3 separate regions of the Homo sapiens genome follow, and regions 1 and 3 are each linked to region 2. A link is an interaction called in ENCODE POLR2A ChIA-PET data of the cell type or tissue named here. Cell type or tissue: MCF 10A. All regions are shown on one strand. Region 1 overlaps MEGF9 (multiple EGF like domains 9). Region 2 overlaps MEGF9 (multiple EGF like domains 9). Region 3 overlaps CDK5RAP2 (CDK5 regulatory subunit associated protein 2).

Evidence for each region. ChIA-PET counts read pairs that join two places held together with the same protein. Peaks named below come from ENCODE experiments on the same cell type or tissue, not always from the same donor. Only the 100,000 strongest peaks of a DNase experiment are listed, where the experiment ranks them.
Region 1: POLR2A ChIA-PET joins it to region 2 with 26 read pairs; 10 of 35 experiments call an interaction of 5 or more read pairs at or near these places.
Region 3: POLR2A ChIA-PET joins it to region 2 with 19 read pairs; 2 of 35 experiments call an interaction of 5 or more read pairs at or near these places.

What each region holds. Positions count from the first base shown.
Region 1 is chr9:120,651,893-120,654,392 of GRCh38, reverse strand. The region is part of intron 2 of MEGF9 (multiple EGF like domains 9); the gene reads left to right. Among named protein-coding and RNA genes, the nearest start is that of MEGF9, 61 kb to the left of the region's middle. In MCF 10A, no CTCF peak of the experiment used is centred here; no DNase peak of the experiment used is centred here.
Region 2 is chr9:120,709,272-120,711,771 of GRCh38, reverse strand. All of the region lies in intron 1 of MEGF9 (multiple EGF like domains 9), which reads left to right. Among named protein-coding and RNA genes, the nearest start is that of MEGF9, 3.9 kb to the left of the region's middle. In MCF 10A, no CTCF peak of the experiment used is centred here; a DNase peak (open chromatin) is centred at 1,271.
Region 3 is chr9:120,531,597-120,534,096 of GRCh38, reverse strand. The region is part of intron 7 of CDK5RAP2 (CDK5 regulatory subunit associated protein 2); the gene reads left to right. Among named protein-coding and RNA genes, the nearest start is that of CDK5RAP2, 47 kb to the left of the region's middle. In MCF 10A, a CTCF peak has its summit at 2,208 (motif pointing right); DNase peaks (open chromatin) are centred at 1,446 and 2,216.

The sequences.
Region 1 (2,500 bases), 57 kb after region 2:
ATACGTCATTGACGGAAATGTCATCATGTTGCACCTGACTGTATTATTTTTCCCTGTTCTATATGGACTATTTTCTATGTGTGCCTACCTGATAGCTTCTGTTATCCTTAGTAGTTTTCCTTTTTTTAATGAGGTAACACATGGTTTTATATTATCCTCATAGCATCAAAGTGTGTTGATTTCTAAAATCCTTTATCATCTTCTTCTAAGTGAAATCTGGAAGGATCTTCCTTCCCCTGCAGCTCATGCAGGTAATGGTTGTTTTCTGTCTCACACTCTTACTTCTGGACCTGGAGTTGCAATAGATATCTCTCTTACTCTTCATTGCTGCTCTCAGAGTGTTCTTCCCAGCCTCCGTCCTAAAAACTCCTTTGAAGCTCATGGCAGCAGACTATGCTGTCACACCTCCTTGTTGCTGTTTCTACTCCTGGGCACCAGCCTTTATTTCTTACACTTGGCTCACTGTTATCTCTGGCACTACACTTGCCATAATTTTAGATGATTGCAGTATCTATAGATGAGCCTAACAATACTTCAGCCTCTCAGTTTCTTGACCTCTCTTCCAGTAAGTTTTCCTCCATGCTCCTTCCAGTCTTTGTTTCTTTACTTGCTGTATTTCTTGTTTGTCTTTGGCATATTAAACTTCTGAGATAAATTTATACTTCTATTGGTCACAACAGAGTCATTTTTTTAGTTTTAAAAAATATTATTAAAAAATAAAGGCCGGGCGCGGTGGCCCACGCCTGTAATCCCAGCACTTTGGGAAGCTGAGGTGGGTGGATCACCTGAGGTCAGGAGTTCAAGACCAGCCTAGCCAACATGGTGAAACCCTGTCTCTACTAAAAATACAAAAATTAGCTGGATGTGGTGGCATGCGCCTGTAATCCCAGCTGCTTGGGAGGCTGAGGTGGGAGAATTGCTTGAACCTGGGAGGTGGAAGTTGCAGTGAGCTGACATAGCACTATTACACTCCAGCCTGGGCAACAGAGTGAGACCCTGTCTCAAAAAAAAAAATAAATAAAATAAATAAAATATTATTTCAGAATGTCAGGCAATTTGTCAGAACAAGTAGTGTATCACAGAAGTAGTTTAAAAGCCTGTACTTAAAGGAAGTCTTTATAAGGAAGGCTTAGGAGCTCTAAATCCACATAGCCCTAAGCACTGAATTTCTTAGTAGGAAGTTAAATTGACATGAAACTAGAACAGAAATGGAAAGTTGCAGGACTGTGTACTTTGCAAGAAGATGTGGATGAACTCTGAGCAAACAGCTCTGTGTTCTGCTCTGCTAGAAATTATATGTGAGTGGGTTAAGGGAGAAAGGAAATTGTAGACAAGTAGTGTGATGACGTGTAGTAGAAAGGGAGCGGAATTTGAAATTGGTAGACTTGGATTCTGTTCTTGGTTCAGCCACTGGCTAACTATGTGACCTTTATTAAGCTGTTTGACCTCTCTGAACCTCATTGCTTTTATCTGTAAAATAGGATTAATATATCTAACATGAAGGATTTTTCTGATAATTAGTACAAAAATACAGTTAGATAGAAGAATAAAGATCTAGTGCTTGGTAACACAATAAGGTGACTATAGTTAACAATATATTTTGTATATTTCAAAAAGCTAGAAGAGTAGATTTGGAATGTTTCCAACACAAAGGTCATTACCCATTGTATGCTTATATAAAAACCACATGTCCCCTATAAATATATATGACTATTATATATCCATAAAAATTAAAAATTAAAAAAAGTTTAAAAGAAGAAAACTAAATTGTGCACATACGTGTGTGTGTGTGTGTGTGTGTGCCTGTGTCCACTTAGACTGGCACGTAGATTCAGCTCAATAACTCTCTACTAGTTGAATCTCTTTTTGGTTTTTTGGTTTTGTTTCTGTTTTTTTTTTTTTTTTTTTTTTTTTAAGACAAGATCTCGCTCTGTCACCCAGCCTGGAGTGCAATGTGGCTCAATCATGGCTCGCTGCAGCCTCAACCTCCTGGGCTCAATGGATCCTCCCACCTCAGCCTCCCAAGTAGCTGGGACCACAGGCATGCACCACCACGCCTGCCTATTTTTTGTAGAGACAGGGTTTTACCATGTTGCCCAGGTTGGTCTTCAACTCCTGGGCTCAAGTGATCCATCTGCCTTGGCCTCCCAAAGTTCTGGGATTGCAGGCAGGAGCCACCATGCCTGACCTGTTTTTTTTTTTTTTTTTTTTGTGTGTGTGTGTGTGTGTGTGTGTGTGTGTGTGTGTGTGCTTGTTTGTTTGTTTTAACTGAGGAATAGAATTAGTGTTATACCAAAAAGGAGGATTAAATCAACCACCCTTGAGTATGAGTAGATTTTGGGGTATTTGTTTTTTGTTGGTATGCTAGGGAAGAAGTTGTTCATTATAAACAGAAGAAATTCTCTTATTGTCTTCAATTTTTATTTAAAAACCTATTATACAGGCCAGGCGCGATGGCTCATGCCTGTAATCCCAGCACTTTGGGAGGCCGAGGTGGGTG
Region 2 (2,500 bases):
TATAATAGAAAAAGAATGAATTAGATTCTCTGGAGTTTTAAGCATACAGTAGCATTTAAGTAGAAAGATCACTTACTTTGGTTAGTATCTGATAAATAAATCTGTGTAATTCATGTTATTTTACTTTTACTATTTTTGTGTTGTTATTTTTCAACCCCAAAGGTAACCCCTACTGGCAAAAAAATATAAACAACCAGAAGTCCACAAAGGAAAAAGGGAAAGTCACTCCTTCACTGCCTCCTAGTTTCAGTCAGTCCCTAGAGGTTACTACTGTTAGCAATTTGTCAGATCTTTTTTCAGCTGTTTTTGCTGGGCATATATGAACATACACACAGGGTATTTAAAAATAGATTTTAAAAAATCAAAATGGAATAATTCTATACATGTTTTGCAACTTGTGGTATTCACTTAACTATGTATCATGGACTTTTAAAAAAAATATCGGTATCTAGGGTCTACTTTATTCTTTTTAATAGTTGCATTTTCCAGGGTAAGAATGTATCATAATTTATTTAACCAAGCCCTTATTTATGGACACTTAGATTGCTTCTAGGCTTCACTTTAAAAAGCAGAGAGGAAGCAGCACAGAGTATTTTTGTTAAATCCATCATCTATTTACTATATTCTCTAATACTTTCACTGGAGTTGCTTAGAATCCAATTCAGTATACACTGCAGTAAAGCTGGATTGAGTAATATTTGTCATCTGAACTGTTGTTCAAGGCTTTTAATAATTTTCATGAACTAACATTATACTTACGTCTGTGATGGTCTTTGGGTGAAAAAATCTTGGAAGGATGTCCAATTTCGATAACTTTCCTGTGTTTTAAATATTAGGTAGTTTGTACTTCTCTGTGAATTCACTCTAGATTGCCAATATCTAGTTCTCAGCAGCTAAATTGACTTTACAGTGATCTGATCAAGTATGGAGCATGGGCTCCAGTCTACTTTAAACAGAAAACATATCTCTTTGGCAGAAGGAAAACTTATAATTGAATTTGAGACAACTGGTTTGGCTTGCAAAGTTGGATTCCCTGGCATTTGAGAAGATGGTTGTACAGTATTTTTTAATTTCAACGTTCCTGTAAGAACTAATGCCACTGATAATATATTATTTGATTGAATAGGTCTTATAGATGCTTTTTGAATTAATAATAATTTCTTTCATGGAGATCTAGCTGAGAGCTCTTGCCTGCCCCTCAGTTAGGGCCCTTTTTTGTTTACAAGGACACTGATCTGCAAACTGAAACTAATTGCCCAGCAAGCAGGCACTTTTTCTCCCACAAACCCAGCAAAACATTCACTGATTGGTTGGCTGGGTAGGACTTTTTTTTTTTTTTTTTTTTTTAAGACGGAGTTTCGCTCTTGTTGCCCAGGCTGGAGTGCAATGGTGCTATCTCGGCTCACCACAACCTCCACCTCCCGGGTTCAAGCGATTCTCCTCAGTCTTCCAAGTAGCTGGGATTACAGGCATGTGCCACCATGCCCAGCTAATTTTGTGTTTTTAGTAAAGACAGTGTTTCTCCATGTTGGTCAGGCTGGTCTCGGATTCCCGACCTCAGGTGATCTGTCCACCTTGGCCTCCCAAAGTACTGTAATTACAGGTGTAAGCCACCGTGCCTGGCCCTGGGTAGGACATTTTAAGCAGGGTGAAGAGAGATGCTGTGATACCAGAGGTAATAATAATCAGTAAGACACTAAGGTAATGACAAATGTTTGATTTTTTTTTTTTTTTTTTTTGAGACGGAGTTTCGCTCTTTTTGCCCAGGCTAGATTGGCTCACTGCAACCTCCACCTCCGGGTTCAAGCGATTCTCTTGCCTCAGCTTCCCAAGTAGCTGGGATTACAGGTGCGCACCACCATGCCTGGCTAATTTTTGTATTTTTAGTAGAGATGGGGTTTCACCATGTTGGCCAGGCTGGTCTCGAACTTCTGACCTCAGGTAATCTGCCCACCGCGGCCTCCCAAAGTGCTGGGATTATAGGTGTGAGCTGCCGCACGCTGGCCCAAATGTTTGATTTTAAAAATTATGGACCCTTAGGGGTAGATAGGACTTTAAATGCCACTACCTCCTAATGTGGCTCTACATTTGAAGAAATATTTCCATAGGCTTAGCTGAAATTTCTTACTTTAGTTAACTGATTGATCTGGCTCTGCCCGTTGGGGCCATGCAGAAAAAGTTGGCTGTCTCTGTGCCATGACAGCTCTTACAGGTTAGGGGACAGGGATCATGATCCCTCTCTGTCTTGGCCAAATAATTTCAGCTCCTTCAACTGATCTTTATGTGACATGGTTTCAAATTTTCTTACTGTCTTGGTTACTTCTCTTCTAGTTTTTTTTTGTTTTTTGTTTTTTTTTTTGAGATGGAGTTCCACTCTGTTGCCCAGGCTGGAATGCAGTGGCACCATCTCAGCCCACTGCAACCTCCGCCTCGTGGTTTCAGGCAATTCTGCCTCAGCCTCCTGCCTAGCTGGAATTATGGTGCATGCCACCACACCCTG
Region 3 (2,500 bases), 180 kb after region 2:
AGGGAATGACAAGATCAGATTTAAATTTAGAAAGGTCTTTCTGCCTGCCCTTGGGGAATGGATTGACACTGGGGCTGGGTAGAAGACTGGTTCTCAGGCTGATGCAGAAATCCAGGAAAGAGCTGATGGTGACCAAAGTGGAGGTGACAGAGCTGGGAATGGAGGAGAACAGGCTAGAAGGTAGAGTGGATGTGATGGGCTTGAAGGGCTTGGTGACTGACTGGATCTGGGGGATAAGGGGAAAAGCTACAGTGACACACCCTTGCCCAGGCATTTTTTTTTTTTTTTTTTTTTTTTTTAGATGGAGTCTTAACTCTGTCCTCCAGGCTAGAGTGCAGTGGCGTGATCTTGGCTTACTGCAACCTCAGCTTCCCAGGTTCAGGTGATTCTCTTACCTCAGCCTCCTGAGCAGCTGGGATTACAGTTGCCCGCCACCAAAAAAGCCTGGCTAATTTTTGTATTTTTAGTGGAGACAGCGTTTCACCATGTTGGCCAGGCTGGTCTTGAACACCTGACCTCAGGTGATTTGCCGGCCTCTCAAAGTGCTGGGATTACAGACATGAGCCACTGTGCCTGGCCCTTGCCCAGGTTTTGAACATGAGCAGCTGTGGGGTGGTGCAATTTATTGAATTTTGTTGGGGGAAAAGGAAAAAGAGGAAATGTTTTTGGGTGGAGGGAGAGGGAAGATGATACCTTCAGTTGGCACATGTTGGGTTTGAGGGCCTGTGAGCTTCAGTGAGTAGAGTCTAGGATGTGGTTGGGTGTATGAATTAAAGCTTGAATTAGAGGAAGTATAGATTCATTCCTTAACCAACTACTGAGTGTGGCCTTGGGAATGCGTGCTGGGAATGCAGGGCTGAACGTTGTCCTGCTTCTATGGTGCTCTCAGTGTGGGAGGGGATAGATGTTAAAAAAAATATATGTCGTGATTGATGCCGTGATAGAGGTGAGCCCAGGGTTCCGTGCTGTGACAAAAGCAAGGTGTGATCAGCTCTGCCTGGGCGTGGAATGGGGAGGGCTTGTCAGACAAGGAGTCCTGCGAGTTGGGTGAGGACGCTTTGCCTAGCAGAGAGAACAGCACGTAAAGGTACAGAGCCTGGCACATTTTAAGGTGATCCTAGAGGAGAGTGGTCCTGTTAGCATGTGCCACAGAAGCTTAATTGCTCATCTTTTTTTGGAAGGGGGACTTTGGGAAGGGTTAACGTGTATCAAGTACTTACTGTGTTCTAGGTGGTAGAGTCTCCATGGATGTCGGATCAGAGCTTTGCTAAAGGCGGCATCTTCCTGGGATTTCCCATAGGTCTGACTGGAGAGGCACCAAAACCCAACATGTCAGTCCTATGAATGCAGCTGTCTCTCAGGGATAGCTGTGTCCCAGGCGCACTCCCAGAGATCAGTGCAGCAGTCAGATGCCAGCTCTGGATTTTTGCTCAGGGTGTGGCCCTCTTTGTGGTGAAACCTTCCTGGGTGTGTAGGATCAGCGTGTTCCCTCCCTGAAGGCAGGCCTGCCTAGGAAGCTAAGTCAAGGTCAGATGGTTAGCAGAAAACTGGAGCCAGAGTCCTTGGTTTTGCCCTGGTGAGACGGATCCAGATCTGCGACACAGATTGACTCACTGTTGGGCAGGGCAAGGTATTGAATCTTTAGGGCCCAGGGACCCCTCACGTGGATGGACTCTGCCAATATCTTTCTGGGCTCCCACCACCCTTTTTAAAGGTGCATGCTTTAGCTACTTTATTGTCTTCAATCTGGCCTTTGAGCTGCTCTGTGTCTTTAAGGCAGTTAATACTGGGAAGTCCTGCAGATCAAATATGCCAACAGATATGATCTGTTTGGCTTACAGTATTTTTTAAAGTGTGAATTAGTTGCCAGTATGTAAAAAATTGAATTTCATGCAGAAGTCTGGATTTCCACCTTCTGTTTAAAACCTAGGAGATTGGCAGCCCTGGGTATCATCTTGCTGGATTGAGGCTACCCCTCCCCTTAGATGGGCTTGGTGCTCCAGCTTGGCCACAGGAGTCCCCACCAGGCCTGCCTACTTTTTCTTTTCTCTATGTAGAACTTGCTTTAAGGTAACTAAAAAAAAAAAAAAATTCAGTTTTATTGGTGTATAAATTACATACAACACAGTGCTTCAATTTTAAGTGTATATAGTTCGGTGACTACCTCTCCCATTGATTATGTGACGATTTCAAAGTTGAGCCCCTAGAGGGCAATCTTACACCTCTTTCCAGGTTTTCTGGGGCATTGCACTGGTGCTGCCTGGCACCTTGTCTCCTAGTGCATTGCTAGGTGCTTTAGTTACCTTTGTCTCCCTCTTTACCTTCATCCCAGGAAGCTGTGCTTCACTAGGGCAGCTCTGTCTGACTGCAAAATCTTTCTTCTTTCTCCCAAACTAAGTTGCTTTCTTGGTTTAGCTGCAGAAAGGCTATTCTGAGGGTCTTCTGACAAAATGCTAATTGTTACATGTTAAAAAAAAAAAGTAATAATTATAACAACTGT